2 separate regions of the Homo sapiens genome follow, and region 1 is linked to region 2. Evidence: read pairs that join two places in POLR2A ChIA-PET (ENCODE). Cell type or tissue: A673. All regions are shown on one strand. Each heading gives the region's core, and the rest is flanking DNA. Links, peaks and the distances in the headings are about the cores only. Region 1 overlaps LOC105377992 (a long non-coding RNA gene). Region 2 overlaps LOC105377989 (a long non-coding RNA gene).

What was found. ChIA-PET counts read pairs that join two places held together with the same protein. Peaks named below come from ENCODE experiments on the same cell type or tissue, not always from the same donor. Only the 100,000 strongest peaks of a DNase experiment are listed, where the experiment ranks them.
Region 1: POLR2A ChIA-PET joins it to region 2 with 5 read pairs; 2 of 35 experiments call an interaction of 5 or more read pairs at or near these places.

The regions. Positions count from the first base shown.
Region 1 is chr6:126,682,581-126,699,220 of GRCh38, reverse strand. LOC105377992 (a long non-coding RNA gene) reads right to left here. Exons shown (of 5, transcript XR_001743836.2): 2 at 6,188-6,224. LOC105377993 (a long non-coding RNA gene) reads left to right here. Exons shown (of 3, transcript XR_001743837.2): 3 at 6,011-6,610. It also overlaps the pseudogene RPS4XP9. Among named protein-coding and RNA genes, the nearest start is that of MIR588, 210 kb to the right of the region's middle. In A673, for the core only: no CTCF peak of the experiment used is centred there; no DNase peak of the experiment used is centred there.
Region 2 is chr6:126,896,202-126,912,841 of GRCh38, reverse strand. LOC105377989 (a long non-coding RNA gene) reads left to right here. Exons shown (of 14, transcript XR_002956387.2): 9 at 1,824-1,891. Among named protein-coding and RNA genes, the nearest start is that of RSPO3, 210 kb to the left of the region's middle. In A673, for the core only: no CTCF peak of the experiment used is centred there; a DNase peak (open chromatin) is centred at 6,731.

The sequences.
Region 1 (16,640 bases), core at 4,960-7,459, 210 kb after region 2:
AAATCGTTAAAAGGTGTTAAACTATAATCTTCTCTTAGGCAGTAAAGTACCTAAGGAGTGTTAAGGAGCTTACAAAGTAAAGGATTTGGCTTTTGCACCAACACTGAGTTGATGACAGACTTGAGCAGGACTTCATACAAGGACATAGAAAAGATAAGATACAAGATATGATATAAGACTTCATACAAGGACGTAGAGAAAAGGTTGGGAGAAGAGTGTGAGCACACTGGGGCACCTGTGTGCTAGTAAAGAAATTAACCACCAATCTATCTAGCACTTAAGCTACACTGATAAAGCACTTCCTGTTAGAGAGGAAGCATCAAAAACCAATAGGACACATTAGCTAGGATCACATAGTAGAGTTGACAGTGCCCCACATCGGGTATTTTACTGAGTATATGCCATGTGCAATATTCTATGATTAAAGTTATTTCATTTGTATAATGTGCCATAATTTATGAAGAGTTTTCAAATAAGTTATCTTAACTAACTCTCATAATAAATCATTTAAGAAGGTCGTCATTTTGTAGGTAAAAAAACTTGTCATTTTTCAAGGTCAACAGTTAGTAAATTATAGATGTATGAGAGTGTTATTGAATATTAGACTCTTGTACAGCGCTTTTTTTATTGTCCCATCTCTGCCTCCCAGTAGCCACAAATATTTATGTCACTTCAAATACAAGTACCACTCTTTAGAATGAATCTATTAGTCATAGTATCACATGATTTAAGTATGTATTTTCAAACCAGTTAAAGCTGCCATTGTAGCAAAAATATTGCCTTAAAATTATACCAATTGTCGTAATTTAAAAGAAGAATTTAAAAAAACTTATTTAACCTCTGTAGAAATGTTTGTATCGAAGTTGAAATGGTAGAAACCAGAACTTTCAGTTTTCACTAATTAAAATAAGTGTGAAGGTATGAATGTTAAGTAAAAACCATGAATGTAATGAGGACAAATAATTCAGAACATTCATGTTATAAGAGTTAGCTTATAAGAAAATAATTTTATGTCACAAGTATAGCGATATAATATAAAGGTATTATGTTAGTTGGATACTTTTGTTTGAACAGCTTAAGAGCTTAAAACTTCGCTGTTTAGTTATTATAATCTACGATATTTACATATTGAATTTTACCAAACTTTTCACTTGTACTAATCTTAAGGGACATATTTAATCAATATGCTATTACTTGATATTTGTATAACTACTATAAATAAGATATCATTATTTTATATAAAAACCTGTACAATCAAGTCATTTGTAACATTTAAAATATATCAAATAGCAAATTCTGTCAGTCATTATATGAAAATACACAATAATCACAAATAGATACTGCTTTAACTGAAAGGGAGCTAACACTAATATTTATGTTGCTGGTGACATTTACTCTAAAAGTTTTTATAGTATCTTTTCCCCAAAATTGAAAAAAAACTAAAAAATTGACACATGCAACTTCTTTACTGAATATTATTTTAATACTAATGAGAAAATTTTCTTTGTGCACAAACACTTTTCTTTAGGGTACATTTAAAAAAATCAACCTGAAGAATTCTGTATCTGTTTCACTGGCGATGACAAGTATGTTAATTGCTTGCAGATAACATCTGTTCTAGTGAAATCAAGATGCAGAGTCTGGGTTGGATCTGTGGTGCTAGCAGCTTTCTAAAGCTTTGTCTGGGAGACCCACTGCATGCATTTCACAGACACTCCAGGCAGCTGGAGGGCTTTTTAGTTTTTCTGACAACCATCCAGCAACTGAAATAAAATCTGCCAGGAATCCTGGGTCATTGAAATGTCTCCCTTTGAGCAGTGGACTCACCTTTGAAGCTTCAAGATATCCACTGACCATGACGCCTGAGCGTGCTCTGGCTAAAGCAAGTTCAGGGTGAGCTGCCAACTGCCTGCATGCAAGAGCAAGTCTCTGACTTCCTTCTCTGTTTACAGAGGAGGGTGAAGGGCCTCTCTAGAAGGGATAGCAATAGCCTGGTCAATATAATGTCAGATATAAAGAGCCCTTATGCTCAACAGGCCACATTTACAATTTTACAGGGTTCATGGACTGCAATTGCTTGCCAGATGTGCCTATGGAGTTGCGTAACCATGGCATCATGATTGCTCTGGTCTCGATTCTTTGGGGGCTCTGTATAATTGCATCTCCTTTAAGCTATGATTTGTATAGACTCTGATGTACTGTTCCTAGTAGAGCCAACCCCACTCCTCTGTGGAATACATAGCTGTGTGGCCTTTTGTTCTGCTGTAGAAATGTGGAGCAAGGCCTGGAGTGGTGCTTTTTAGTATTTGTAGACCCAGCTGACTATGTCAACCAAAGTTGTGAGCATAGGGATCTCACTAGCTCTGCAGATAGGCTTAAGGTGATGTAGCTCAAAAAATTAAAAAATATATCTGTATTTGTCACAGGTTATACACTTGAGAAAAAAGAGACAAGAGAGATGGATGAAAAAATTGAAAAAGGAAACCATATGAGACACATGAGGGAGAGGTGAGAGTAAGATGTGAAATCTCAAGGATAAGAAAAGTGGATATAGTGAGAATAGAACTATTAAATAATATAACACATCTGTATTGTAGTATATAAATTGATTTAAACCATTTAACTCTAAAATCTAGATCCTTATTGCCAATATGAGTGTTTCATATATTTCTGCCATTTTTAACACATCTTGTTTGTATAAGAGCTAATGATACAATATCTTAAAATAAATACAAGCTGATCTTATAATACAGAAGAAATAAGCTCTTTTTGGTATTTCATCTGAGGACTCTTCCTATGTAATAAGTAATATTACAGTAGATACAGATAATATTCTTCTCTTCCTATCAATCACTGTCTCAGTCAACTTGGGGTACTGTAACAAAATATCATGGACTAGGTGACTTAAATGACAAAATTTTATTTTTCATAGTTCTAGAGGCTGGGAATTCCAAAATCAAGGTGCTGGCCACTTTAGTTCCTGGTGAGAGCTCTCTTCCTGGCTTGCAGAAGGCTGTCTTCTTGCTGTGTCCACACATTGTGGAAACAGGAAGTTCTGGTGGGTTTCTTCCTCTTCCTATAAAGGCACTAATCTCATCATGGGGACTTTACGCTCACAACATCATCTAAGCCTGATTACTTCCCCCAAGGCCATACCTCCTAACACTACCACACTTGGGGTTAGGGCTTCAACATATGAATTTGTGGGAAACACAAACATTTAGTCTATAATAATAACCTTTTTTTTTTTTGACATTTTACTACTTATTCAGAAAGAAAGCACAGGAATAATTTTATAGAAATTGAAAATGGGCCACATTTATGAAATAGTTCATGTAAGAATAATTAGCTAATAATACAAGATACTTTCTTTATATATGGATACAGTCACCCTTGTTTTTCCTATCATCATATATGAGTAAAAGTTTAGAGCTTATATATTTGTCAATTAGAGAATGATTTTAAAGAAAGAACTGCCAAAAATTTCAGACTAGAAAGCTAAATTGATGAATGAAGCCAAAAAATAGTAAATGTTGACAGTATAATCATTGAAATGATCAAGAAGGGTAGGGGTACTTTTAATTTAAATCCAGTCTATAATCTGGTTTTTAAAATCATTTGGGCCAAGAGATCTTTTTTGATAATTAGATTACTGTTTTCAGCTCCTTAAATTCAACCAAATGAAATTACTTTTAATAAATCATTTATTTCAGACTTTAAAAATTAACAATACCATTTTGAAAAGATACATTTTCATTTTAAAGACAGTACATACCAAATATAATTTGTTTCTTTAAAAAAATGCTGTAACCTTGTCCTCTAGAATTAGGTAGGTTAGCAGGTCTCACCATGCATGTTAACCCTGTCGAAGTAGCTACTATTTCTCCTTTGTAAAATGTATCCCTCTTCTTGGTAATTATGTGTTTGATGAGTACTTTCCTAGTAGACATTGAGTCCTATAAGGACAGTGGCTTTACTTTTCAGAGGATCCCTACTTCCTGGTATAAAGTAGACACTCAGCTACAATTTGATGAGGAAGAGAAAGGACGGGAGAAAGGAAAGGATGGAGGAAAGACAAAGAAGAGAGAGAAGAATAGAGTGACCATGATATCACCTTTGAATATTGCTATTAAATCAGTCTGATCTCAGGGATGCTCAATCATCCATCAAGAGAAGGAAAGGAAAGAAATGCCATTTTCTCATAAAATCTGATGTGGAAGGCTATGTATTAAGACAAGAGAGGAAAAAAAGATTCAGGGCATAACATAAAACTGGGAAAAAGAAACCCATGCTGAAATGTTTTAAAGGAAAAAAAATGAAGCTCAAAGCAGGTTAAACACAAGGGTAGGCATGATATATTAATAGTTTGGATATATGTCCCCAAAAATCTCATGTTGAATTGTAATCCCCAGCGTTGGAGGTGGGGCCTGGTTGGAGGTGCTTAGGTCATGGGGACAGGTTTCTTTTGGCTTGGTGCTATTCTATTGGATAGTGAGTGAGCATGAGAGTGAATTCTCATGAAATCTGGTCGTTAAAAAATCTGTGGCCCCTCTCCCCTCCACTCTCTCTCTTGCTCCTGTTCCCGCCATGTGAGATGCCTGCTCCCCCTTCGTCTTTAGCCATGATTATAAGCTCCTTGAGGTCCTCACTGGAAGCAAATGCTGGCATCACACTTCTTGTACTGTCTGCAGAACTGTGAGCCAATTAAACCTCTTTTTTCTGTAAATTACCCAGTCTCAGTCATTTTGTTATAGCAATGCAACAACAAAATTACACTGATAATACAAGGCATATTTGTGTATTACCATAAAGATAAAGCTGAATGTAGAAAAATAGTAAACTAAAGAATTCCTTAGATCAATCATTCTTTAGGTGTGGTCAGTAGACCAGTGCTGGCCCAAAAACAGTTTTTACCTGTTCATAATAAGATAAGCACAGAACTTGAGAGTAAGCAGTGAGAAATGTTTATAAAATTTGATAAAATAATTTTGTGTCCATTGAAAATAATGAAGATAGATTTGGGCTTGTGCCTGTACAGTTTAATTTGATTATTTGGTAACTAAGTTATATTTTTATAAAGTAAAATTATTAATTAAAAAGATAAAAAATAAAATGAAAAATGTAAAAAGGTTTAAAGGTTTAATAACTGCATTCAACAAAGGCAGTCTGAGAAGTACTGCCTTAGACAATGTATTGGCAGCAGTGCATGGTTTCATGGCTTCTCCCCATCTCTTGTGGTTGGATAATTCTACTTGTTTTAAAGCAAATACACACAAATACCCCCTGCAAGCTTTTGCACAATGGAAAAATAATCTTAAACATACCAACTGGGAATTATTTTAAAGAGTTTTCTAATTTGTGATGTGTGACAATATATGAAACCTCAAGTAGAATAAATACAGAGGTTTTTGGTTTGGTTTCAATGCATAAAGCTAGAGCACTGTCACCACGTGGGTTCAAAGCTCTTTTCTGCTCGATTGTTTCTGTAAATGTTTACATAGACGTAGACCACTTTTCAAGCATTTGCAAATGGCGGTTTGCTATAATATAGATTCAGAAATCTTCCTTTCAGAAAATCTTGGGAGCAGAAATGTTGAGCTTTAAAAAATTTAAAGTCCTTCTCCAATTTTCCCCTTCTGTAACAGCATTCCATATTAAAAGTTCAGTTACACCTCATCTTTTTAAAAAACCTGTTAAACCATATGTCAGACAAGTGAAAATATATTAGGAATAACATAATCAACATTAACTTATGCAACATTGAGCTTAATCAAGTAAACATTACAAACAGAATTGAAGACTTTGCCCTGATCATGTTATCTCTTATTTCCTTTACGTAGAGGTGAATGCTGGTTTTGTCCATTTCTTTGTTAGTTTTAATAAAGAAGGTGATCTCATGTCCTTCTGGTGTTAATGTGATGGAATGTGGAAAAAATTCTAACCCTCTGCAGATACTAAACTATCAGGCTCATGTTGCTGAATAGCAGGTAACTTTTTTTTTAACTACCAGGTTCTGAAGGGGCCCAGGAAGAAACCTCCTCTTCCCCAGCTGAGTTGAGAACCAAGTGGAAGACAAAGAAGTTAGACAGCAGATGAAAAAGTGACCTGCCTTGCACCTTGCCAGTTGGCTTGCTAGCTCTCCCCTGATTTGAACTTCTGACAACAGAACATGCTCCACCAAACTTACCATGTGAAGGACAGCACATGGGCATTCTTTCTGAGACCTGCAAAGAAAACAAAGGGAGAGGCTAAGCAGACAAAGGAAAACTCTTTCTTCTCAAATCAATCAGATAATGAACTCCTGTTCCCTTTAGGAGAAATGAGTGGGTGGGGAGAGAAAAGCAAGCAGTTGACCTCTGGAGGTCCTTAGACTTAAAAACATAAAGCCCAAGGAAGAAAATTCCTCCCCAGCATTAACTTGGACCAGTAATGTTTTTCTATTTATATTCCATATGTAAATATGCCTGTGAGGTATTATGTATTGTCTTTGTGCCTTTAAGTGCATTTCTTTAAAAAATCTGTAACTTTAAACTTAAATAGAAAGGCACAAAATGGATTGTTATTTTATACAATGGAGTTCTGATATTAATTATTGTTACTTCTCACAAAACAAGTACTAAAGATTTCTTAGTTTTGGCTAAAATAGTATTGTGAATTGTGGCTGAGTGGTGTGCTCTTTTTGAATTTCCCAATTTTAGCTCATTCACTTCTCTATATGGCCCTCTATTCCTTTAAAAAAATTTTAATAGCTTAATTAAGATATGATTTATATACAATTCACTAAAGTGTACAATTCAATGTTTCTTTTTTTTTTTTTTACTATATTCACAGATATGCACAGCCATCAGCATGGTCAATTTTAGAATGTGTCCATCACATCCTAAGGAAAATCTGCTGTCTACATTACCTTCCCTTTATCTCTCCATCCAACCCTCTTTCCTAAGCAACCACCAATTTACTTTCCATTTTTATAGATTTTGTTATTCTGGATATTTCATGTAAATGAACATAGAGTATGTAGTGTTTTGTGACTGGCTTCTTTCACTTAGCACAATGTCTTTAAGTCTTATCCATGTTGCAGCACAGATCAGTACTTTATTCCATCTTATGCTGAACATTACATCTGCATAGCACATTTTGCCTACCCATTTAGTCAGTCAATGAGTGTTCGGGTTGTTTCTACAACTTGGCTGTTGTGAATAATTCTTCTATAAACATTCACGTCTAACATGTGTGTCCTATAGACAGTGTATAGTTGGATCTTATTGTTTTATTTTAATCCATCTGACAATCTCTGCATTTTGATCAGATTTCTTAATCCATTCACATTTAATGTTATGTTTGATATAGTTGGATTTATAGCTGTCATTTTTACTTTTGGTTTACTGTGTCTCATGTATTTTTCTGTTCTTCTATTCCTCCCTTACTGCTTTCTTCTGCATTAAGTAAATATTTCCTAATGAAGAATTTAAATTATTTATCTCACTATGTTTTTTGAGGTTTGTTGTTGTTGTTGTTGTTGTTTTTAGGGGTTACTCTAGGGCTTACCATGTATATCTTAATTTACAGAATCAGCTTCCAATATGTACTTGATCCCAGTACATATTGATCTCAGCTTGATCCCAGAGAGACATAGAAATATATTACTCCCATACAACACTATTTTCTCCCCTTCTTTTGTGGTATTATTATTACATCTATTAATATTGTATATTGATTCATGTTACAAATTCAATAATACATTGTTAATTCTAATACAGATTTAATCCTACCCACCTCCTCTGTGCAGAAACATACTGCATTTCTATGTTCTATAGGACTAGCAATACGTTATATACATATTATTTTACACAATCACTTTTAAATCAGTTAAGATATTGTGCATTTGCCTTTATCCTGTCTTCTATAATTACATAATTACTTTTACTGGTGTTCTTTCTTTTTGTGTGGATTGCAATTATCCTGTAGGGTCACTTACTTTCAGCCTGAAGAACTTTCTTTAGTATGTCTTGTAAGACAAGTTGGCTAGGAACAAATTGTCTCAGTTTTTCTTTATCTGGAAATGTCTTGATTTAGTTTAATTTTTGAAAGATAGCTTTGCTGAGTATAGAATTCTTGATTGATAGTTTCTTCTTTGTACATTTTCAATATATTATCCCATTGTCCTCTATCCTCCATTTTTTTGTGATGAAAAGTCAAACTGTTAATCTTATTAGAATTTGCTTTTATTAATAAGTAGTAAGCCATTTTTGCTTGCTGCTTTCAAGGTTTTCTCTTTGCCTTTGATGTATGTTAAGTAGAAAGGGTGCACTCTAAGATAATGATAAGAAGTATATTATAGGAAATATATAAACAAATGACATAGTCATTTAGTATCATTATCAAGTATTATGTACTCTACTGCACTACACTGCACATCTTGGCTTCACTGACCTGAAATTTAGCCTCAATAGCAGATAGTTGCGGGCAAGATGAAATATACCGATGTCTTTCCCTCCAAGAAGGAAAGTCCTCTAATTGGGAACTGGAAGGAGAGAGACCTGTATTCTTGTCTCCACCTGTCTACAGTGCAGTTTCTATTTCTCTGAGCGTGGGTACGGAAGGGAAGGAACAATCTTCAAGTACAACAGATTTCTACTTTTCTTACATCACTTTTGAGATTTCTTGCATAGATGTTTCTTCATTTGTAGGACCATTTTAAGAAGTTATAAAGTGTTGATTTTACTTTTTCATAATTTTCACCAGATTCTCTGGGGAATGCACTGCTGAGCTCCTCAGGCTATCAGGCATGCCACTTCTTCTATTCATAACCTTTATTATAAATGGTATTACACCATCTGAATTCTTCAATAGCTAGGTTTTTATCTTAATACTTTGATGATAAATTCAGTCACTATGTTAATTCATTTTCGTTATTATAAGATTCTGTTCAATGATTGCAACATAATTATTTTCTTTTTGATGGTTTTAGGTTATTTTTATTTTCATTATTACAAACTATGCTGCAATTAACATTCTTGAACATATCTGTTTGTAATCTATGTTAAAGTCTCTCAAGGTGTATATCTAAGATTAGAATGTCTGAGTTTTAGAGAATACATATGCAAGTATCACCAAATTGCTTTTCAAAGATGTTACATCACTTTGACCTTCCACCAGTAAGGATACGAGTTCTTATTTTCTCCACATTTTCACCATCACTTGGCATTTTCAGAACTGCAGTCTCATGTGAGTAAACTAATCATTCATTATGGTTTTAATGTTCATTTGCTTGATTTCTAGCAAGGCAGATTTTTTTTAGTGTTTATTGACCATTTAGGTTTTCTTTTTGTGCACCACATTTTTTTGGTTACTTAGCATATCATCCATGATTTCTTTCAGCAGTGTTTTGTAGTTTTCCTTATCCAGCTCTTTCAACTTCTTGGTTAGGTATGTTCCTAAGTATTTTATTTTTTGTACTGTTGTAAAAGAGATTGAGTTCTTGATTTGATTCTCAGCTTCGTCATTGTTGGTGTATAACAGTGCTGCTAATTTGTGTACATTGATTTTGTATCCTGAAACTTTACTGAACTCATTCATCAGATCTAGGAGCTTTTTCAATGATTCTTTAGGGTTTTCTAGGCATACAATCATATAATCAATGAATAGCAACAGTTCGACTTCCTCTTTACCAATTTGGATGCCCTTTATTGTTTTCCTTTGTCTGATTGCTCTGGCTAGGACTTCCAGTAGTATGTTGAATAGCAGTCGTGAAAGTGGACATCCTTGTCTTTTTCCAGTTCTAAGGGGGAATGTTTTCAACTTTTCCATGTTCAGTATAACGTTGGCTGTGGGTTTGTCATAGATGGCTCTTATTACTTTGAGATATGTCCCTTCTATGTCAACTTTGCTGAGGGTTTTAATCATAATGGGATGCTGGATTTTGTCAAATGCTTTTTTTGTGTGTCTGTTGAGATGATTTTATGATTTTTGTTTTTAATTCTGAGTATGTGATGTATCACATTTATTGACTTGTGTATGTTAAACAACCCCTGTATCCCTAGTATGAAACCCACTTAATCATGGTGCATAATTTTTTCAATATGCTGTTGGATTTGGCTAGCTAGTATTTTGTTGAGGATTTTTACATCTATGTTCATCAGGGATATTGAATTGCAGTTTTCTTATTTTGTTAGGTCCTTTCTTGGTTTTGGTATTGCAGTGATATTAGCTTCATAGAATGATTTAGGGAGGATTTTCTTTTTCTCTATCTTTTGGAATAATTTCAGTAATAATTGATTGGTATCAATTATTCTTTGAATATCTAATAGAATTCAGCTGTGAATCCATCAGGTCCTGGACTTTTTTTGTTATTGGCATTTTTTTTTTTTTTTTTGAGACAGAGTTTTGCTCTTGTCACCCAGGCTGGAGTGCAATAGTGTGATCTCGGCTCACTGCAACCTCTGCCTCCTGGGTTCAAGTGATTCTCTTGCTTCAGCCTCCCTAGTACCTGGGACTATGGGTGCCCACCACCATGCCCAGCTAATTTTTGTATTTTTAGTAGAGACAGGTTACACCATGTTGGCCAGGCTGGTCTCAAACTCTTGACCTCATGATCCACCCACCTTGGCCTCCCAAAGTGCTAGAATTACGGGCATGAGCCACCACGCCCAGCCGGCAATTTTTTAGTTACTGTTTTAACCTGGCTACTTGTAATAGGTATGTTCACAGTTTCTATTTCTTCCTAATTTAATCTATGAGGGTTGTATATTTCCAGGAATTTATCTATCACCTCTAGATTTTCTTTTGTGCATATAAAGATGTTCATAGTAGCCTTGAATTATCTTTTGTATTTCTGTGGTATTGGTTGCAATATCTCCCATTTCATTTCTAATTGAGCTTATTTGGATTGTTCCTCTTCTTTTTTAAATTAATCTTACTAATGGTCTATCAATTTTGTTTATATTTTCAAAGACCCAGCTTTTGTTTCATTTACCCTTTGTATTTTTTGTTGTTGTTGTTTTACTTTCATTTAGTTCTGCTCTGATCTTTGTAATTTCTTTTCTTCTGCTGGGTTTAGGTTTGGTCTTGTTTCTCTAGTTCCTTGAGGTGTGACCTTAGATTGTCTATTTGTGCTCTTTCATATTTTTTGATGTAGGCATTTAATATTGTGAACTTTCCTCTTAGCACTGCTTTCACTGTATCCCAGAGGTTTTGTTAGGTTGTGTCACTATTATCATTCAGTTCAAATAATTTTTTAATTTCAATCTGGATTTCATCATTGACTCAAAGATCATTCAAGAAAATATTATTTAATTTTGTGTATTTTTATAGTTTTGAGGGTTCCTTTTGGAGTTGATTTTCAGTTTTATTCCACTGTGGTCTGAGAGGATACAGGATACAATTTCAATTTTTTTGAAATTTATTGAGACTTGTTTTGTGGCCTATTATATGGTCTATCTTGGAGAATGTTCCATGTGCTGATGAGAAGAATATATATTCTGCAGTTGTTGGGTAGAATGTTCTGTAAATATCTGTTAAGTCCATCTGTTCCAGGGTATATTGAAGTTCCCTACTATTATTTTGTTGCTATCTCATCAGCATGTAGTAATAGTTTTTTATAAATTTGGGAGCTCCAGTGTCAGATGCATATATATATTTAGGATTGTGATATTTTCCTGTTGGACCAATCCTTTTATCATTATATAAAATCGCTCTTTGTCTTTTTTTTTCTGTTGTTTCTTTAAAGTCTGTTTTGTCTGATATAAGAAGAGCTACTCCTGCTCACTTTTGGTTTCCATTTGCATGGAATATCTTTTCCCACTCCTTTACCTTAAGTTGATGTGAGTCCTTATGTATTAGGTGAGTCTCTTGAATACAGCAGATACTTGGTTGGTGGATTTTTATCGATCCTGCCATTCTGTATCTTTTAAGTGGAACATTTAGGCCATTTACGTTCATTAGTATTAAGATGTGAAGCACTGTTATATGCATCATGCTAGTTGTTGCTTGAATACCTTGTTTTTTCCCCCCATTGTCAGTTATTGCTTTCCCTGTGAGATTTATGCTTTAAGAAGGTTTTATTTTGGTGTACTTCGAGGTTTTGTTTCAAGATTTAGAACTCCTATAGCATTTCTTGTAGTGCTGGCTTGGAAGTGGTAAATTCTGTCAGCATTTGTCTGAAAAATAATTTATCTCTCCTTCATTTATGAACCTTAGGATTGCTGGATTCAAATTTCTTGCCTGACAATTATTTTGTTTAAGGCAGCTAAAGATAGGACCCTAATCCCTTCTGATCTGTGAGATTTCTGCTGAAAAATGTCCTTTAATCTAATAAGTTAGATTAACATATGGGTTACCTGACACTTTTGTCTCATAGTTCTTAAGATTCTTTCTTTGGTCTTGACTTTAGATAACTATATAGGTTACCTGATGCTTTTGTCTCATAGCTTTTAAGATTCTTTCATTCGTCTTGACTTTAGATAACCTGATGACTATGTGCCTAGGTGATGATCTTTTTGTGATGAATTTCCCAGATGTTCTAAAAGCTTCTTATATTTGGATGTCTAGATCTCTGGCAAGGCCAGGGAAGTTTTCCTCAATTATTTCCTCAAATAAGTTTTCAAAACTTTTAGATTTCTCTTCTTTCTCAGGAACACCAATCATTCTTATGTTTGGCCATTTAACACAATCCCAAATTTCTTAGAGGTTTTGCTCATTTTTAAAAAATTCTTTTTTCATTGTCTTTGTCTGACTAGATTAATTCCAAAGCCGTGTCTTTGAGCTCTGAAGTTCTTTCTTCTACTTGTTCTAGTCTATTGTTGAAACTTTCCACTGCATTTTGTATTTCTCTAAGTGTGTCTTTCATTTCCAGAAGTTGTGACTGTTTTTTCTTTATGATATCTATTTCTCTGGAGAATTTTTCATCCAAATACTGTATTGTTTTAATTTCTTTAAGTTGTTTTTCACATTTCTCTGGTATCTCCTTGAGTAGCTTAATAGTCAAGTTTCTAAATTCTTTTTCTGGCAATTCAGATATTTCTTCTTGGTTTGGCTCCATTGCTGGAAAGCTACTATGATTTTTTTTTTTTTTGGTGTGTTATAGAACCCCATGTTGTCATGTTAACAGAATTACTTTTCTAGTTTCTTCTCATTTGGGTAGGCTATTTCATTGGAAAGATCTGGAACTCAAGGCCTGCTGTCCAGATTCTTTTGTCCCATGGGTTGATCCCTTGATGTGGTGCTCTTCACCTTCCCCTAGGGAAGAGGCTGAGAGAGAGACTGCAGTGATTGCTATTGCTCTTCTGGGCCTAGCCACCCAGTGGGGCTACCAGGCTCTGGTGCTGAGGAGTATCTGCAAAGAGTCCTGTGATGTGATTCGTCTTCAGGTCTTCCAGCCATGGATACCAGCACCTACTCTGGTGGAGGTGGCAGGGGAGTGAAGTAGACTCTTTGAGAGTCCTTGGTTGTAGATATGTTTAGTGTGCTGTCTTTCTTGAATGCTGGTTATGCTAGCAGTGAAGTTATCACATGGATAGACTCAGGACCTTCAGTTAGCCAGGATGTTGCAGGCAGTGGAATTAGCTATTGTTTTCTTCTTCCTGGGAGCAGTGTTATTCTGTCTTGAGTTGCTCTAATGGTCTGAGTTGGTCAGCCTCTAGCCAGGATGTGGCACTTTCAAGAAAGCACCAGTTGCAGTAGTAGAAAGGGAGGGGAAGGGAGGGGAAGGGAGGGGAAGGGAGGGGAAGGGAGGGGAGGGGAGGGGAGGGGAGTAGTAGAAGAGGGGAAGGGAGGGGAAGGGAGGGGAAGGGAAGGGAAAGGAAGGGAGAGAGAGAGAGAAAGAATGAAAGAAAAACAAAGAAAGAAAAAAGATCTATAACGTGAAAGAGAGAGACAAACTGAAAATTAAAACCTAGTAGAACCAGAACTAATGCAGAAAAAAGAACTTTAACAAACAAAAAAGTATATAAATCAGCCTTAGGGAGTAACAAGGTAATATAATACATCTATAAACATCTAAGAAAGAGGAAAATGATGAAATTGCAAATATGATAGACAATTATAATTTGAAATTTTAGCAGAAATGTTAAAAAATAAAACCAAGTAAATATTTCAGGAAACAAAACAATGTAATTGGAATAGAATAAAAATGATAAAATATTCAGAAAAATCAATTCAGATGTCAACCATCAGATTATTAGTTACTCTAGAAAGAAAAAAAGAGAAAATATAAGTAAAAAAATCATTAAATATATAGGATGAAGATCCAATTTGTGAAGAGAGTCATAATTTAATTTCAAATGCCTGATTTCTAGTTTCATTTTTTAATATTTTATTTTAAATTTCAGCTTTTATTTTAGATACAGGGGGTATATATGCAGGTTTGTTACATGGGGATATTGCATAATGCTGAGGTTTGGCGTAAAGATCCCATCACCCAGGTAGTAAGCATAGTACCCAATAGGTAGTTTTTCATCCCACGCCCTCTTCCCTCCCTCCCCCTTCTAGTAGTCCACAGTGTCTATTGATCCCATATTTATGTCAATGTGTGCTTAATGTTTAGCTCCTAAATACAAGTGAGAACATGTGATATTTCTGTTCCTGCATTAATTCACTTAGGATTATGTCTTGCAACCGCATCTATGTTGCTGCAAAGGACATGACTTTATTCTTTTAATGGCTGCGTAGTATTCCATGGTGTATACGTACCACATTTTTTTTTTAAATTAATCTACCATTGATGGGCACCTGTGTTGATTCCATGTCTTTGCTATTGTGAATAGCCTGGCAATGAACATACAAATGCTTGTGTCTTTGGGGCAGAATGATTTATTTTCCCTTGGGTATATACCCAGTAATGGGATTTCTGGGTCTAATGGTAGTTCTGTGTTAAGGTCTTTGAGTAATCTCCAGACTGCTTTCTATGGTGGCTGGACCAATTCACATTCCCGCCAATAGTGTATAAGCATTCTCTTTCTTCCACAGCTCACCAGCATCTGTTGTTTTTTGACTTTTTAGTAATAGCCATTCTGACTGATGTGAGATGATATCTCATTGTAGTTTTGATTTGCATTTCTCTAATGATTGGTGGTGATGAGCATTTTTTCATATTTGTTGGCTGCTTATATGTCTTTTTTTGAGAATAGCTGTTTGTCCCTTTCTCTCATTTTTAAATGGGGTTATTTTACAACCATCTGATCTTCAACAAGGCTGACAAAAACGAGCAATGGGGAAAGTATGCCCTATCCAATAAATGGTGCTGGGATAACTGGCTAGTCATATGCTGAAGACTGAAGCTGGACCCCTACTTTTCACCGTACACAAGTATTTTTTTAATCATGCTGAATTATTTTAAATTATGTACAAAGATGTAACATGTCACCCAGAGACCATTTTACACACTGTTCTGTTTAGCCACCAGTCTCTTGTCTCCGTCTTTAGCAAAGGTGAGGTGGACACCCTTTCCTCGGGGAAGGTTTGTTGCCCTTGGCTTGTTGCCATGGTTTGTGCCATGGTTTGTTGCCCTTGCCAATAACAAAAAATGTTGGAAAGCCAGGTGGCAATGCTGTTGCCGTTGGCGTCTTTCACGTGAACCATGGCAAAATATCCAGGGTGCCTCTCTCTGTTGGTGATCACACAAATTATTCCCAAGTTAGCACCTCCAGTCACCATATGCTGGTTACCAGCATCAAGCTTGATGAAATCAGTATCTTGCCAGTCTCCGAGTCAATCTGAACGGTTTCATTAACCTTGATGAGGGGATCAGGGTAGCAGATGGTACAAGCATCATGAGTCACCAGATGAGGGATTCCTTTTGTGCCCACTAAGATTTTTCTCACTTTGCATAACTTGTACTTGACCTCCTCAGGTGTAATACAATGTACACCAAAGCAACCCTTGGTGTCATAGATCAGACAGAAATTGTGTCCCTTGTCAATGCTGATGACATCCATAAATCTAGCAGGGTAGGTTATATCAGTTTGGACCTTGCCATCTATCTTAATGAACTGCTGCATGCAAATCTTTTTCATTTCTTCTCAGGGCATACTTAAGTCTGTTCCTTAGGAAAATGATGAGGGGGAGACACTCTCTAAGCTTGTGAGGACTGGTGGATTGATGAAGAGCAAACACACTGGTCAATGTATCCAGCATCTAGTACTTTGGAGCTGCCACCCATTTCAGATGCTTCTTGGGACCAGGAGCCATGGCTGCGCTCGGCACGGAAACAGCCAAACATTAACTCAAAATGGATAAAAGATTTAAATGTAACACCTCAAACTGTAAAATTCTAGAAGACAAATTAGGAAATACCCTTCTTGATATTGGCCTTGGCAAAGAATTTTTGGCTAAGTCCCCAAAAGCAGTTGTAACAAAAACACAAATAGACATGTGGGACCTAACTAAACTAAGAAGCTTCTGCACAGAAAAAAAAGACACTATCGACAGAGTAAACAGACAACCTGCAGAACAAGAGAAGACATTTGCAAACTATGCATCCAACAAAGGCTTAATAACCAGAATCTATAGGTAACTTAAACAAATCAGCAAATAATTTCTAGTTTCTACTGGCACAGGAAATACCGAAAGTTACCACACCAATGCACATTATTATGCAATATCATAATACCAGTGATAGAGAGAGGATTCACTAACTTCTAGAG
Region 2 (16,640 bases), core at 5,727-8,226:
AGAAATGTGAGATGTCATCTTTATATCCAAAGACTTCACAATGGTTCAAAGCCACACCACAATTTTTGTAGTTAACTCACAACACTTTTTCCTTTAAGTTAACAATGTATTTTAAAAAGTAAAAGTTATCATGTAACAAAATCAACAGCATTATAGTCAAAGAAAGATGTCTCCATTTTGTCCTTGCTACCAGTGCGCATGCACACACACTTGTGCATGCACACAGATGCACACACACATGTAGACACACACGGTCCACATTTTCTTTTATTATTTTATTATTTTTTTGAAGTTTAAGAAGGATTCAACTTCTTAGGCTGTGATATTGGTTAAATATTTCTGGACATGTATCAATTTTTATATAAAAATCATAACCATCGGTAGGGATGGTACCAGGTTACAACAACAAAAAAATCATAACCAGCTACCATTAACAGAGGAATTAGATTGTAACCTCTGTTTTCCTTTGGTGAAATGACACCTCCTTATGTTATGACACAAAATGTTGATTAAAGAAGATTGCATGCCATTAATCCTTTCCTACCATCAGTTTACATATCATTAACATGGTCTTCTCTTTTTGGTTTCTCTGTCTTTTTAGGGTACATGAAACACTTTTAGCTAAAGGAGTTTTATAGTTCATGTAGCATTTTTAGTGGAAAGTTGTTTTCAGAATCATGTTTCATGCAAAGGAATATCTTATGGCACTGTTTCTATGTGTACAAACTAAAGAAGTAAATCTATAATTCTGTGGTTTCCTTTAACGACCACATTATTGTTTATTTCTATACGTACTTATATACTGGTGATGCCAACTCAAGTAGGCATTATTCGAGTATATTATAGCATCCAGATACTACAAGAACATTTAAACTGGATGAGGCTTTAGAGATCCCTTTACAGATGAGGAAATCAAGGTCCTAAAGGCCTTAGTGACTGCCTTAGTTACTAAGTCAGCTACCGGCTCAGCTGAGACTCATTTCTCTTACTCTTATTATGGAGCTTTGTTTTTTAGGCTGTGCCTCACTATATCTGCTCTGGTAAACCTTACCAGGTCTTTCATTCATTCAATAAAGGTTCACAGGGAACCATCTAAATGCATAATGCTACCATCAGCGCTGAGGCAGGGGACTACAGACTGTCATAGTTAAGTAACAGCATACAACAGACTATTACTAATGTTGACATCAAAAAGAGTATGACAATGTATTAAAGGAAAGAAGGGATAGGATCCTTTTACCTAGAGGTATTTAGGAGATATCTTGCAGAAGCTGGATTTTAGTGGGGAGCTAAATGATCATGAAGAAATTAGCCCTTCAAAATAAGAGCACAACAGGACAGTGGTTAGAGAAATTTAAGAGTTCACAGCATGATGGATCCTAATGTTTAACCAAATTAATCTGTGTAACTATTTTCAAATTTATAATAGCCACACCCTTTTTAAACGGTGCTTTGAAGTTAACTTATGACTTCAAGGGTTAGACTGTTTGCTTGCTCCCACCATCATACCCCCAAAATCACCTTGTTGGTTGTTCAATGACTTAACCTGTTATCATTTCCAATCCCCTTATGTAGTAGATTTGCCTTTTGTTTTGCTTCTACCTTTTATGACGGCACACTCTTAATTTCTCCTGTCACTTTCTGAGTACCTGCTATTAATTTGTTTACATTAGCACCGACTAATTGTGTTCGGTTTTTTTAGAGCTTAGTCTCAGAAAAAAATGGGAAAATTAAGATACTACCTTGTCTAGTACTTAAGGTGATTGGGAGTTATGAAATGGTTTTGGTGATATAAGGTGTTTTCCTTTTCATTTTCCACACAGATAGAAATGCAAAACAATATTTGTAATAGTCTGTGCTCACGCTGCTATAAGGACATACCCAAGACTAGGTAAGTTATCAAGAAAAAGAGGTTTAATTGACTCACAGTTCCATGGCTGGGGAGGCCTCACAATCATGGTGGAAGATGAAGGAGGAGCAAAGTCACATCTTACATGGCGGCAGGCAAGAGACTGCCTTTTATAAAACCATCAGATCCTGTGAGACTTATTCACTATCACAAGAACAGCCCAGGAAAAACCCATCCCCATGATTCAGCTACCTCCCACAGGGTTCCTTCCATGACACATGAAGATTGTGGGAGCTAAGATTCAAGATGAGATTTGGGTGGGGACACAGCCAAAACATATCAAAATTTAACTGCTATTTCTCCTTATGTAGTTGAGAATCTGAATAATATTATATGAGATAGAATGATAGAGTTTCTTTTGCAAATGTCGAAGTCATGCTTGTAAAAAGTATCATACATAACCTTATATTGAGGCTTGTCTAGAGATGCAAATGACAAAGATGATCTCTGGTTAACAGTTCTACCTTGGATCAACTTATGCTTCATCAATTTACCTTCTACATACTGTTCTTAAATTCGCAATATAAAGTTTCTACAGAGTTTGATTAAAAGATTGCTATGATAGTGATAAACATGGTTGTTAGAAACTATAGGAAATAATGAAAAACTTGGTGTTACTTTTTCCTCTACATAATATGAAATAATTATCTTGATGGCCTTTTTTTTTTTGAGCTGCCATTGTAATTATTGAACACAAGAACTCCACCTTTTCATAGCTGTGGTCTGATACAAATATATCATTGTTGCCCCTTGCAACTAGCTTGCTACCTTAGAAAAGTTTTATGTCTCCATCACCTTGTGAGCCAGTAGAAATAGCTGAAAGGTGTGAAAAGATGATCCCATCTCACTTTCTCTTCCATATCTTCCACAGATGCATCTAAGTGACAGAATCTAATTTTTATCCAGAATCTTAGATACAAAGCACTCTAGAAAAAGATGCTGCATTGCATGAAAGTGCATTACAGAACAATGAGCTAGAATTTGAACACAACAGTCTACAGTAGGCAGTATAGTGACAATACAAGTAAAGAAAACCAGCTAACTCAAGATTCTTAGGAGAAAATCATGTTAAAGTTAGATAGTTACTGCCTGAATAGAGGAAAGCATGTTCTGGGCAGAAGAATTCATACTTAAAAGATTCTGAGGTGAAAGGATGTAACATTGAGGAGACTGAAAGTAGTTTGGTATGCTGAGCGGGTAGAAACACTAGAAAAGGAACTGAAGATGAGGTGAGAGACATAAGCAGAGCCAGATGGCTAAAGGCCTGGTAATCATCAGCTCATTAAGAAGTGTTAACTCTTATTCGGTAAATTATGGAGGTTCAGCAGGAAGCCTGGTCATTCTGTGTTTCATCTCCACTCTCATTCTAACCAGAATGGAAATTTCCCCTCCTTCACTTTTAATTTCTTGTTTTGGAACAAAACTGGACAAATACTCGTGACACCAGGCCTAGGGCAGAGAACCCAGAGACGTGAAGCTTTTATTTTATTCCACCCACCAAGAAAAATGCAAAAACTATACGTATTCCTACCAATCTGAAGCAAAGGCCCTTATGTCATCAGGGAGCAAGTGATGCAGAATTGTGCTAATTTAATAATATATCAGTTTTTGCAAAATTTTAGGAGAAGAAGCATTTATAGAAATTAAGTACTTTTCGCATCCTCTGAGGCAATTGTAAAAATGTTTGGTTTTTTTGGAACACTTCAAACTGGTTGAAAGGTTATTAACAAAGTGACCGATACAACAACAGCAACATCTTATTAATATAATGGCTTCTTGGTACACTTTTAAAGAAGAGTTAAATTGAAAAAGCCCTTTAAGCATCACCAGTTACCTCCCTTCCTCTCAAGCAGAAATGTAGCTAATACACCGCAATATTATTTGCTGTAACTGAAGACAACTATGTTAGTGATTACTCTCAATTCTCTACCTTCAATGCCAGGCAGATATTTCCTATATTTAGACTAAATTCATTCTACATATCTCAAACATTCATTTAACCTAAATTCATTCTATATAACTCAAAATATGTGTGTATGTAAATAATAAATACTTGATTATTAGTGAATGTACACTAGCATTTCATGACCTAGAACTGTTATAATCATCTTAGCCTTTTTGCAGAAAACATCTTAATTTCACATCTTTCCTCAAGCCAGAAATTGTTCGCTAACATTTCTTTCTAGTTGATTTTTAAGGTTCTACTTTGCATAGATAGATATTAATACAAATAACTTCTGCTGCCCTGTCATCAAAATATATGGAGAACTGTGTATATGTTAATAAGGCCTCTTTCAAAAAATATTTCTGAGTAATGTGCTTCTTTACAAGAATGCTGGCAAATTTGAGTAGGCTGCACTTTCTCTAATATTTTATATCCATTAATAGAAGGCACATATAAGAAAACAAATATACGAAGAAGCTCAATGATTTATCTATTAGCCTTACTTTGACTATAGCCTTATCAAAAAAGTGAGTTTAGCTCTCTTTTCTTCCAGCCATGTCTTTTTCCCTAAACTCTACTATAACCGAGGGAAAAAATTGCTGACTTTTACCCTTCTGTATTCAATTCTGCAACTGAAATATGAACTTTTAAACCTAAAAATTCCACTGGAGCATTGGTAAATAGCAGGAGTAACACATATCCAAGGGTGTTCACGTTTCTGGCATGTGAAGCCTCACAGAAGAGAGCTTATTTTATATTGGTCTTTTGTATTTTTACATTTAACTGATTGAGTCAATGGAAACCAGCCCTAATTGTTGCTTTATAGGCGGACGATGTTTTCCATCACTGGCACATACTGAACTAAACCTTCGGGGAGTAAAACAGGGCTAGGCTGCTGTTTTCTGTTACTCTGCAAATCAGAAAAAGATTGGTAGTTCTGATTAATCTTTTATTTCGTTTAGTTGCCTACACAACACCCTGCCAAATTACTTTATAATAAATAATAAAAGTCACTGAGAACTATGTGTTTATTCTCACCACCAATGCAATAAAAGATTTTCTATAAATGAGTTATTTCTAATAAAGTACAAAGCTTGAAGAAAATTATTGAAAGCAAATTTGCCTTATGCTTTTATGTTAGTAGAATATCCAAAACTTAAGAATAAGTTCAACTAATGATGATGTGATTTTAAAGGTTCTAAAAAATTTAAAGCAGCAAAACAACTCCAAATGTATCTCTTCATGTTGTAAAATAGCATTTAATGAATAAAACTTACTATTAGGGTAAACAGGATGCTATTCAGGTTTTTCACAACAGTGGACTTCAGAAATCTAATTTGTTGAGTATGTTAGAATAACATTTTTTTTAAATGTGCTAAAATAAAACAAGCATTTGACTCTAAACAATAAAAGACTGCATTTAATAGCAAACAGAGCACAGTGTTGCCATACACACTTTCTCAATGGGAAAATGAGTTAATGAGGTCATCCTTATGCAAGAACATGAGGAACATCAAACTATGATTACTACTAAGCACATGTGTAGTTCTTTGCAAAACATAGAATTCCTTATATCCATTTTTGTTAATGCTTCCTCAGCACCACCAATCACTACTCCCATTTTTTACAGATGAGGACGTCAAGGTAGAAAATGAGTAAATTATTTACCCAAGATAGCAAATTAGTTTGTGTCCATGCCAAGATTTAGCTCATCAGCAGAGTGATTCTTATAACAAAGGGCCACGGCTCTGCGCCTCTCTACCTTCCTAGCTGCAGTAATACAGTAGACTTACTGAAACATGATGAAGAAAGAATTATTAGCAAATGTGACATCTGGAAGTTGTTTCAATAGTGCAGAATGTTAAAGCAAGTGTGTGGGGGTAATTAATTGATTTAGCACATTTAAGGGAAGTTTCTTCTCAATTACAATACTTGCTGGGAAACAATAGTGTACTAAAAAACAGCACTTTTTCTATGGCTAGAGTTACCATTATGCCATTTCTTTCTCCCTGAGTCGACGACATAGGCACTTAAGTTGAGGGTTTGAGCTATAAAATTTGTCTGAAAATGCTAGTCAATAGGATATTGGATAACTTTCTGGAAATTTTCAAAAGATCTGCTCCTAATACATTAAATTATATGGCTTCAGATGTATTTAGTTATTTTGCTTAACTGTTACAGTGACTTCCCTCACCTAATAATTCAAACACCTCTTAAACTACTGAACCATTAGGACATGCCCTGATTCTATAAGCTGCAGGTTACAAGAGTATTTTACACAGTCAAGACCTTTTAGAACTCAAAGCCTTCCTCTATTATATATTAAATGGCTACTTTACTGAAAGACAAAATCGTACATGAGGGTGAGCCCAGTGGTATTAATAGCAACAAACCAAACCAAACCAAAACAAAAAAATTATAGTCACATCTAGATCTATGGCAAGAACAGTTAAGTAACCATGCTATAGAGGCTGCTGTGCTTAACTGAAGCTGAAAATAATTTGAAGATAAATGAGTAGATGCAGTAAAAAGTTTCTAAAACATGTGGCTTCCAACCAAATTGTACAAGTCTTATATGATAATAGCATCAGCCTTGGTTCCCAAGAAAGCACCTTATTTCATGTTCGGTCTAATAATTAAAGAAAAATAAAGGAAAAAGAATTGGCCCAAAGACCAGGATGTGAGTTAGTTGATTAAATGAGCATTTATGAGTATCAAGTATGTGCTAGGCACAGGAGCTCACAGACACATAAACAAGTAATTGCAAGATACGGGGAGAAAAGGCAATAAGAAAGTGGTGGGAGAGTGCACCAGACAGCGACTGAGCCATGGATTGCGTGGGAGGGGAAAGATTCAGAGAAGATCACATTTCTGCTGACAGAGGACAATGTGTACACAGGCTCAGAGTGAGACAAAGGAAGTGTGACCTGGAAAGGCTATCCAAGTTCTTCATAGTATTTTATCGTTTTTTTTTCCCCCTGGTGAATTCAGTACATTTCAGAGTCTATACTCAGCCCTGCAGACTTAATCATTCAGTCTTTAGTGTTCCAGACTTGAAAGAATGGGGAAGATAAATGCAGACCAGCAAACCTCACTCACAAAACACGATATAAGGAACTAGAATTCTAATTTATTTATCTACTATGATAAATCTAATTTATTTGCACAAAACCTTTGTGTCATCCTATATAGAGAAGTCTGTCCCCATGTAGAAGACTAGAATTATCAAAAATTGCTTTGTGAGATCAGAGGAAGAGCATCTGCTTTAAATGCAGAATGCATATGAGCCTTTCATTGTGATAACATGCAGAGTATGTCCCTATGTCAGTGACATCCTGACCCACAGGACACCCTCTCCTTACAAAATGTTTATGGCCAAACTTATGTCCTCTTGCTTCCCCTCTTCCAAATAGCTCCCCACTCTCATCTCCAACCTGGGTGACAGAGCAAGACCCTGTCTCTAAAAAGAACAAAAAACAAAAGGTCATTCCATTATTCCATGAAGTTAATAATGAAATACATTTCTGGTTTTATGTTGATTTTGTATGTGTTTTCTAATTCATTTTATATTGATTTTAATATTTGAACCCTTAATTGGAAACACACTTCCAAGTTTTTAGAGAACATCTAACTGCCTTGCAGTATATTACAAGTTAGGAGTGTTCAGCATACCTGAAGTACAGAATACTTAGAGAAGAAGAGTGTTTATTGAAGGTGTAGAGATAGAACGAGCTGATAAAGGGCCACTAGTCTCTCGCTACTAAGAGAGGTCAGAACCTGTAAATAATCTGGGGGAGGAGGTGAGAAATGACAGTTTTTATGTAAAAAAGTGATTGACGTAGTCACAAGGAGAGTGAAGAGAACAGGTGGGAGTTAGCTGAGGGCATTCATGTGCATGTAGACATTGATTTTCAAACTCTGGTCAAAACATACACCTCCTGTCGGCTAAGAAATAAAAACCATAGTCACAAAACTATCAACCACAGGGAGATGAGACAGGAGGGACATAGGAGTGATGTCATGAGGGCCTTGTATAATTTGCTAAAAATCTGGAAATATTACTGAAGAAATTTACACATAGGGAGTGACCTTAGTTAGCAGATTTGCCCTTTAAAAGATATTCCTAGTGGAAATTTTTTAAAAACGTGTATTAGGATGCACGAAAAAAGGCAAGGACAAAATGTACACAGCTTCTGTGGTAATACAAGTAATAATTACTGATGGCCTGAACCTGAGGATGTCAGGGTAGAGAAGTGACAAATTAAAAAGACCCAAACAAGTACAGAGACTAGGACCTGATGTCCTAGATTGATGGGGGAGCGGGCTAGGGGAGGGAACAGAGGATAGTTTGACAAATGGAGTACACAGTGATGCTTTGCATTGTGGTAGAATGTGTAGAGAGCAGCAAGATTTGAGAAGATACTAAGTTCGTTTTGGACATGTGTTTGAGAAACCATTTAGGCATTCATTTGGAGAGATTCAGTAGAGAGCTGTAGGTTTGAATCTGGACTCCAAAAGAGAAGGTACAGACTGTAAATAGGGACTAGAAGCCACATTTAGGTAGTGGATGGAACCATGAAACTTGATGAGAGAGAATGTGTATTGAGAGAGTGTGTGCAGATTGAGAAAATGAAAGTAGCCAGTGTTTCTGGACAGCACAGTTCAACCATAATAAAGAGCTGTGTGGAAGAATAGGAATCTTTTAAAAAGAATAAGTAAGAATGGCCAAAGAGGAAGAAATAAAAGCAGAAGTGCTTGTAGTTATGGAAGTCTCAAGGAGGGAATGATCTATAGTATCAAATGCAACAAGGAAGGAAAACATCACATGGAATAAAACATCATTGGATTTTGAACAAAAAATTATTTTTGACCCTGGAAAGGGAGTTTCAGGGAATTTCTGAGGGCAGTGGAAGGAGGGATTAATGGGAGGTAAAGAATTGAGATGACAAATGGAATCTACCGTTTTTTAGAAGATAATCAATGGAGGAAAGAATAAAGACGTGACATTGACTAGAGAGGAAGACTTCCCAGATCCTTCTTTCATGAGCTCTAGTGGTACCTGAGCACAGCAACATTTTAACACTTAACCATCTTGCCCTGCAATTGATGACTTAGCTGGTTTCCTCTGAGGGAAAGATTATTGAAGGCAAGGAGTGTATTTTATCTGGTTATGACTCTTAAGCCCATCTGATGCTTTGTAAGTGGTCACTAAGTAAGTAATGAATGAGGAGGATGTGGAACTGAGGGATAACTTTTCAACAGCTGAAAGGAAATAATCAATAGAGAGAAAGAGGCTTAAGAGAAAGTTAAGAAGAAGTAACTGACAGAGCAGGGATCCTTATTTGCCTGTAGGTTGGGGTCCAAAGCATAGTTGGAAGCTTTTATTTTTGCACAAAGAAAAGACTTTTTTTCCCCCTCTGAAATGGAAATGAGGTGAGGATAGATTCATATGTGAATCAAATGTGTAGATGTGGGGTCAGGAAACTGAGGAAATTCATTCTGAGACCCTTGCTTTCTTTAGTGATGTGGAAGCCATTAATTGGGTAGCTAATAAATGCCAGGCATAAACATTTCCAAATATTGATTCATTTGTGAATCTGTATTTATAAGAGAGATCTGTATTTAGCATTTTTTTATAATGTTTGTCAGATTTTGCTGTCAGAATTATCCTTGATTCATGTAATAGATTTGATTGCTTTCCATGGTTTTTTTTCCCTATGTTCTGGAACAAATTATGTAGAACTGAATTTACTAGTTCCTTTAGAGTTTCAAACAATTCACTAGTAAAACAGTCCCTGGAGAATTTGGAGTAATTTTTTGAAAAGTTTTCCATTATGCCAATGGTTCTTATTCAATTCAGGTTATACTTTTTTTTTTTTTTTTTTTTGAGACGGAGTCTCGCTCTGTTGCCCAGGCTGGAGTGCAGTGGCGTGATCTTGGCTCACTGCAAGCTCTGCCTCCTGGGTTCACGCCATTCTCCTGCCTCAGCCTCCCGAGTAGCTGGGACTACAGGCGTCCACCACCACGCCCGGCTAATTTTTGTATTTTTAGTAGAGACGGGGTTTCACCGTGGTCTCGATCTCCCGACCTCATTATAAATATTTATTGCTAGTTTATGTCTTTCATGAACATCTTCCTTTTCACAGTTTTACATATTTATTAGCATTACATTGTCTTGCATTGTAATCTCTTATACATTTTATTCTATTTGCTGTCTCTACCCTTTCTCTTTCTAATTCTATTTATTTGTCTTCTTTTCCTTAATCAGATTTTTAAGAAACCTTTCTAATTTAATTTTATTGCCAATAATTCATGGGTTTATTTATTCTATTTTTTCTTGATTTTAATACATTAATTTTTCCTTTTAAGATATTTTTTCTTTTATTCTTATTTTATTTTATTGTTTTGTTAATTCTTGCTTAATAATGTATATCTTTAAAGTTGTGAAGTTTCCTCTGAACACAGGCTTTTTCATTGACTCCTCTAGGACTGCTTTCTATTATTTTGTTTTTGCCAGATAACTCTTTGATCTACTTTTTATTTTTATTCTTTGTCATTGCAGTTATTGGAAGTAGCATAGAGTTGAATTGTTCTATCCTAATCAGCAAAGCTTTACATATGAGTTGACAAACAAAGTTCACAAATATTGATGTTAAATTATTTTAAATTCTAACTTTTAATTACAAGAAAAGAACCTATATTTTCTCTTCTGATACAATTTAAAAACAAAATAATTAGAAAATAAAGGCAAGAAGAAACTTCTAGTAGTTAGTAGAAGTTTATTCGGGATGTGATGAAATAAAATAGGCTATTTTTTCACGCAACATTTTATTTAACCTGTTTTCACAAGTTTATGTTAACATCATAATTTTGTTACAAAGAGAAAAGTATAAAATAGGAAAAGAACAATATAAAGACTTTGTTTATCATGTAAAATAAGAAATTTAGTGATTTTATTTTATCTACCACTACTACTTAATAACCTTGAAAATAAAATCTAGGCTTACATACCTGAGTTCTTTTTGTCATTAAATTATATTTTTATGTTATGTATATTTTTAAGAATAATTTTATTTGAATTCAATAATATTTTGTTTATAAAACAATTATACTTAAGTTGAAGCATTTCATTGGAATAGAATACTGAGGAAAGTCTTCATAACGCTATTTTCTCATACTTAAATTTAAATTAGTAAATTAGTCTGTCACTCAGTGATTTTGAGTTTTTCAGGAGCAGAATATGAGTTGTATATTTTCTGACCTCTTATATAGTTGATCATACTTTACTATTGAATTCATATGGAATTCATGAATTATGATATTTTATCTCACAATATTATTTATAGTTCCACTTTCTTCCATTTTGTATAGGACAAGTCTAATTGTAATTTTGTTCCTTTGAGCATGTACAGGAATAATTTTTGAGATATTTAAGCCATATATTTTTTCCTAGATTTCTCACAGCTCTCACAGCCACTGACAGTCATCATTGCTCACGGGTAGAGAAGGGTCTAAAGGTAAAAAAAAAAGTGATTATTCAGCTTTGAGTTTTAAATTAAAAACACAGTCTGTATAATGACACACTAATTTTGAAAGGTAAGCTTCATTGCATTCCATAAATTCCAAATCTTCCTTTTAGATATCAGAGTAGATTTTGCAAATCTGATCACTGTTTTACTCTGCACCAAAATAGAGAGTGAAGTTTGCTTTGGTGTAGGAAAGTTCCAGAAAATAGGAAAGAGGAAGGTTTGAGAAGGACCAAGTTGTTGTTAGATATTTCTATTTGTTCTTTCCTCTTCATTCATCCCTACCCCATGGTCAGATCTCAAAGAGGCATGGCAATGTACATAATAAAAATAGAAAGTTAAAAAAAATTCCTAAGCAGAAAGCCTAGTGTCTCACTTTTTGAAGAGCAGACCAGAAAACTGAAAAACATAGAGAAACTCTGTGTTTGGCAATTGTCTAAAAGAAAAATGATGTCAACCAAGTGACATAGTAAAAATACCTGAGGGAGGTATCTTGACAGAGAGCCCTTAGTTAGATTCAAGATTACCATTGCCTTTGTTTGGCATCTAGGAGACTTCTGGTTGGGAAAACAGTCGGGCAAAAAGAACTGTGAACCAAAAAAGGCCTGAGGTCCAGAAAAGGAAGCTTCAGAATGCTGGGACCTCTTGAAAGCAGGCTATACCAAAGTCAGAGACTTCAGTGGGGTATTTCTGCACAATATCTCCCCAAAACCAATGAAGACAGCAGTAACTTTGTAAACACAGGTGTGGCATGTCCAATAACTGGGTGAAATAAGGAATTTACTTTCCAGGGTAGCACATGAGGATCTATGCAGCTCAGAGGCCACTCTCTGACCTCTGTCTTATCATGAGGACATGGATACTTTCTTTGTGTGTATGTCATCTGGGGAAAAAGGAGGGAAAAGAGAATCCTTGAGAATGGAGAAGAGCACCTGACAGAAAGATGCCTAAAAATATAACCCAAAGGAACATCAGACAAATCTAAAATTAGCTCATTTCAACACACCTATTTTTTAACCATTAGTGACAATAGACTTTATATCAAGATAATGAGTTATAGAAAGTTTTGTGTGTAAATTTACATTCATTTATAGCATATAAATTTTCTGCATTTGCAAATTAGTTTAAAAAAATCTGCTTGAGCTGCTTATTGACCTGTTTCTTTTATAATACTTGAAATTATCTAACATTGCTAGGAACATCTAAGTGTGAATTTTTCAATTGAATTTCAATCTACCTCCTCATATTTTTTCAAATGAGGACAATTTATTTCTACTATAGTCTTCAGTATTGCTTCTCACCTCTCAGGAATGAGATTGGAGCACTAGGCTCTGCCATTCACATCTACTATACATCCCCTCATCTTTTTCTAAGGTTTTTTTCCTCTGTATTCTCAGAGACCTACTATAACTTGTACTTTTTTCACTCTATCTATTCTTCAAATAATGCTGATTCTTTTCCTTAATGGTTTCATGTTGGATACTGTCTTTGGCAAACAGCATGCATTCCATTCACCTCTGGTCTCCTTGTATTATAAGGTCTGGAAGCATGGAAACTGAATTTCCCAAAATCCCTTGCCAGCAGAACTCTGGATACTGTTTAAGCTCTGCTGATGAGGGTTATTCACATGAGATTTGGCAGGTAGAAGCCACACTGCTTCCTTGAGTAGGGGTGGCATATATCAGCTTTGGCAGATGAGAGTGTTTGCAATGATAGATATTCATATTGATATAGACATAGAAATATATTGCAGGAATTGGCTTATGTGATTATGGAAGCCAGAGGACTCATGGTCTGTCATCTGCAATCTGATGGACAAGGAAAGCTAGTTGTGTAACTCAGTTTGAGTCCAGAGGCTCCAGGGGTGCCGATGTCCTAGGACAGGTGAAGATGGATGTTCCAGCTCCAACAGAGAAAGTGAATCCACCCTTTACCTTTTTATTCTATTCAGGTCCTCAACAGATTGGATGATGTCACACATTGGTAAGGGTAAATTTATTTACCTAGTCCACTAATTCAAATGCTAATCTCTTCTAGAAACATGCTCATGCACATACCTAGAAATAATGTTTAGGCAGCTATCTGGGCAATTCTTAGTCCAGTCTAGTTGACACATAAAGTTAATAATCACAAACTAATGCCTTGTAAACTTGACACCTGTACACATCTTCCTAAACTATACTTAATCTCTGAAAACAAGGTCATAATTCTGCCTGACATGACACAACTATCCTGCATACAATAAAAAATGTGCTAACTCCTTCCCTAGGAGGGAAGGTAAAGTACTTGAGTGATGTCTATTCTTCTCCTGATAGCCTATAACTCAAATACTATAATGTGAAATTAATGATACTTAAATACAATATAAAGTCAACACATCTCATGTTACATGATAAAAGAATTAGAAGGGAAAGAAAATGAAGATAATTGCTTTATATATATGTATATATATAGATACATACACAAATATATTCATAAAAAAGAGGAAATATTCATGAAAATTACAGTCCTTGTTGCTATAACTTGTCATGTGGTCACAGCTGGTGCCTGTAACTCCTTCTACCACTCATTCTTCTACCCATTCTATTTTCTTTACCTTCAGCAAGCGCCTCAGTGGGTCATGGGTCTTTATCTGATGGAGTGACCCAAATTTTCATTCCTGAAGAGTCTGGGCCAGTTGTTATGTTGTTATAGTTTTCCATTGACTGTAATCACAGGACATGGTAATACTAAGAGACACCCTAAGGCAGGGGTCCTCAACTCCCAGGCCCTGGACCCATACCAGTCTGTGGCCTGTTAGGAACCCAGGCCACACAACAGAACGTGAGTAGTGGGTGAGTGAGCATTGTTACCTGAGCTTGCCTTCTGTCAGATCAGCAGTGGCATTAAATTTTCATAGAAGCATGTACTATATTGTGAAATGCACATGTGAGGGATCTAGGTTGCATGCTTCTTATGAGAATCTAACAAATGCCTGATGATCTGGGGTGGAACAATTTCATTCTGAAACCATCCCCATACCCATCCATGGAAAAATTGTCTTCTACAAAACCACTCCCTGATGCCAAAAGAGTTGGGGACCACTGCCCTAAGGGATCTCCTGTATTTCAGACATACTCTTCCTTACCTCCATTGTATAGAAGTAGTCCAAGTACTCTTTCATAATCCAGATCAATCACCCCAGCCAATACCATAAATCTCTTCTTTGCCTGTTGACTCAGAGGCGTAAGGAGCCCAAAGTGACCAGGTGGAAGTCTTCATGTACAGTTCAATGGATTATTGTTGTGTTTCCTGGTGGGAGTAGTTCTCCCTCTGGAACTAAAACTTCTAGGCCAGCAGAGCATAAAGTCACAAAAACGTGGAGCAGAAATGTTGCTAGTGGGTCACTAGGGGTAAGAGCGAGTGGTCTCATTCCCATTTTCCCACCTTGATTCCTGGATCTATAAATCCCAGCTATCAGAGAAACAGCATCGTATATTAGATGCTGACTCAACATATACAGCCTTCTGGAAAACCTAGCCCCACCCTGCAAGGCATTACCACATAGCTGACTCTGTAACTGTGTCTTCAAAAGGTCATTCTGTCGCTCTATCAAGCCAGCCACTTCATGATGGTGGGGAACATGGTAAGACCAATGAATTCCATGGGCATGGGCTTATTGCTTTATCTCTTTTGCTGTGAAGTGAGTTCCTTGATCAGAAGCAATGCTGTATGGAATACTATTACAGTGCATCATTCATTCTGTAAATTCATGGATTGTATTTTTAGCAGAAGCATTTCAAGTAGGGAAAGCAAATACATATACAAAGTAAGTGCCTATTTCAGTAAGGATAATTTGCTTCCCTTTCTATGATTAAAGTGGTCAAATGTAATAAGCCTGCCACCAGATAACTGGCTGATTACTTTGAGGAATGGTGCCTTATCAGGGGTTCAGTGTTGGTCTCTGCTACTGGCATATTGGGCACTAATCAGTGGCTACAGCCAGGTTGGCCTTGCTGAATAGAAGTCCATGTTGCTGAGCCCATGCATAACATCCTTCCTGCCATCAGGGCCACTTTGCTCATGAGTCCACTGGGCAATGACAGGGGTGAGTGGGGAAGGAAGCTTACTGGTATCCATGGAATGAGTAATCCCAGACACTTGGTTATTAAAATATTCCTCTTCTAATATCATCCTTTGGTGAGTATTCACAAGGACACAAATGTCTGTATGATTTTTTCCCATTTAAAAGAGGGTTTTCCACATACCTCTTCTCCAAATGTATTTGTTACCAGTTTTCTAATCATGTTCCCTCCAAGTCCCTGATGCTCCTACTAAACCATTAGCTACAGCCTATGAGTCAGTGTATAATAACACATATAATCATTTTCCCTTCCAATAAAAGTGTATAACCAGGTGTACTACCTGGAATTCTTCCCACTGTGAAGATTAATCTTTACCACTGCCCTTCAGGGATGTCTCAGAGAGTAGCTGTAGTGCTATAGTTGTCCACTTTTGAGTGGTGCCTGCATATCACGCAGAACCATTTATAAGCCAGGCCTGAGTCTTCTCTTCCTTTATCAATGAATTGTAGGAAACTCCTCATGAGGTCCCAGGTGCAGGCTGGGAGAAAGAAGGCAGTGTAGCAGGAGTAGGAAGCATGGGCATTTGAGCCACTTCTTCATGTACTTACTTGTGCTTTCAGGGCCTATTCAGGCTCCATCACATATATACCTCTTCCATTTGACATAGACTGTTGCTGTACATGCCCAGCTTTATGGCTTGGTGGGTCAGATAATACCCGGCTCATGTTGGGCAGCTCAGATCATATGGTAACTTGGTGGCTCATGGTCAGGAATTCAGTTACTACCAAGGTCCATTATCAGGCCAAGAGCTGTCTCTCAAAATGAGAGTAGTTATTTGGGGATGATGGTAGGACCTTGCTACAAAATTCTAAAGGCCTGTGCTGCAGGTCACCTAAAAGAGCCTGTCAGAGGCTCCAAACTGCATACTTATCTGCTACTAACACTTCAAATACCACTGGATCTGCTGGACTGTATGGCTCAAGTAGCAGAGCAACATGTACAGCAGACTGGACTTGTTGCAGAGCTTTTCTCTTTTTCTGAGCACCAATCAAAACTAAAAGCTTTTCAGGTCACTCAGTAAATGGGTTGAAGTCACACACCCAATTGAGAAATATGATTTCTTCAAAATCCCAATAGGCCCAGTAGATGTTGTGCCTCATTCTTGGTTGTAAGAGGGACCAGATGCAACAATTTAT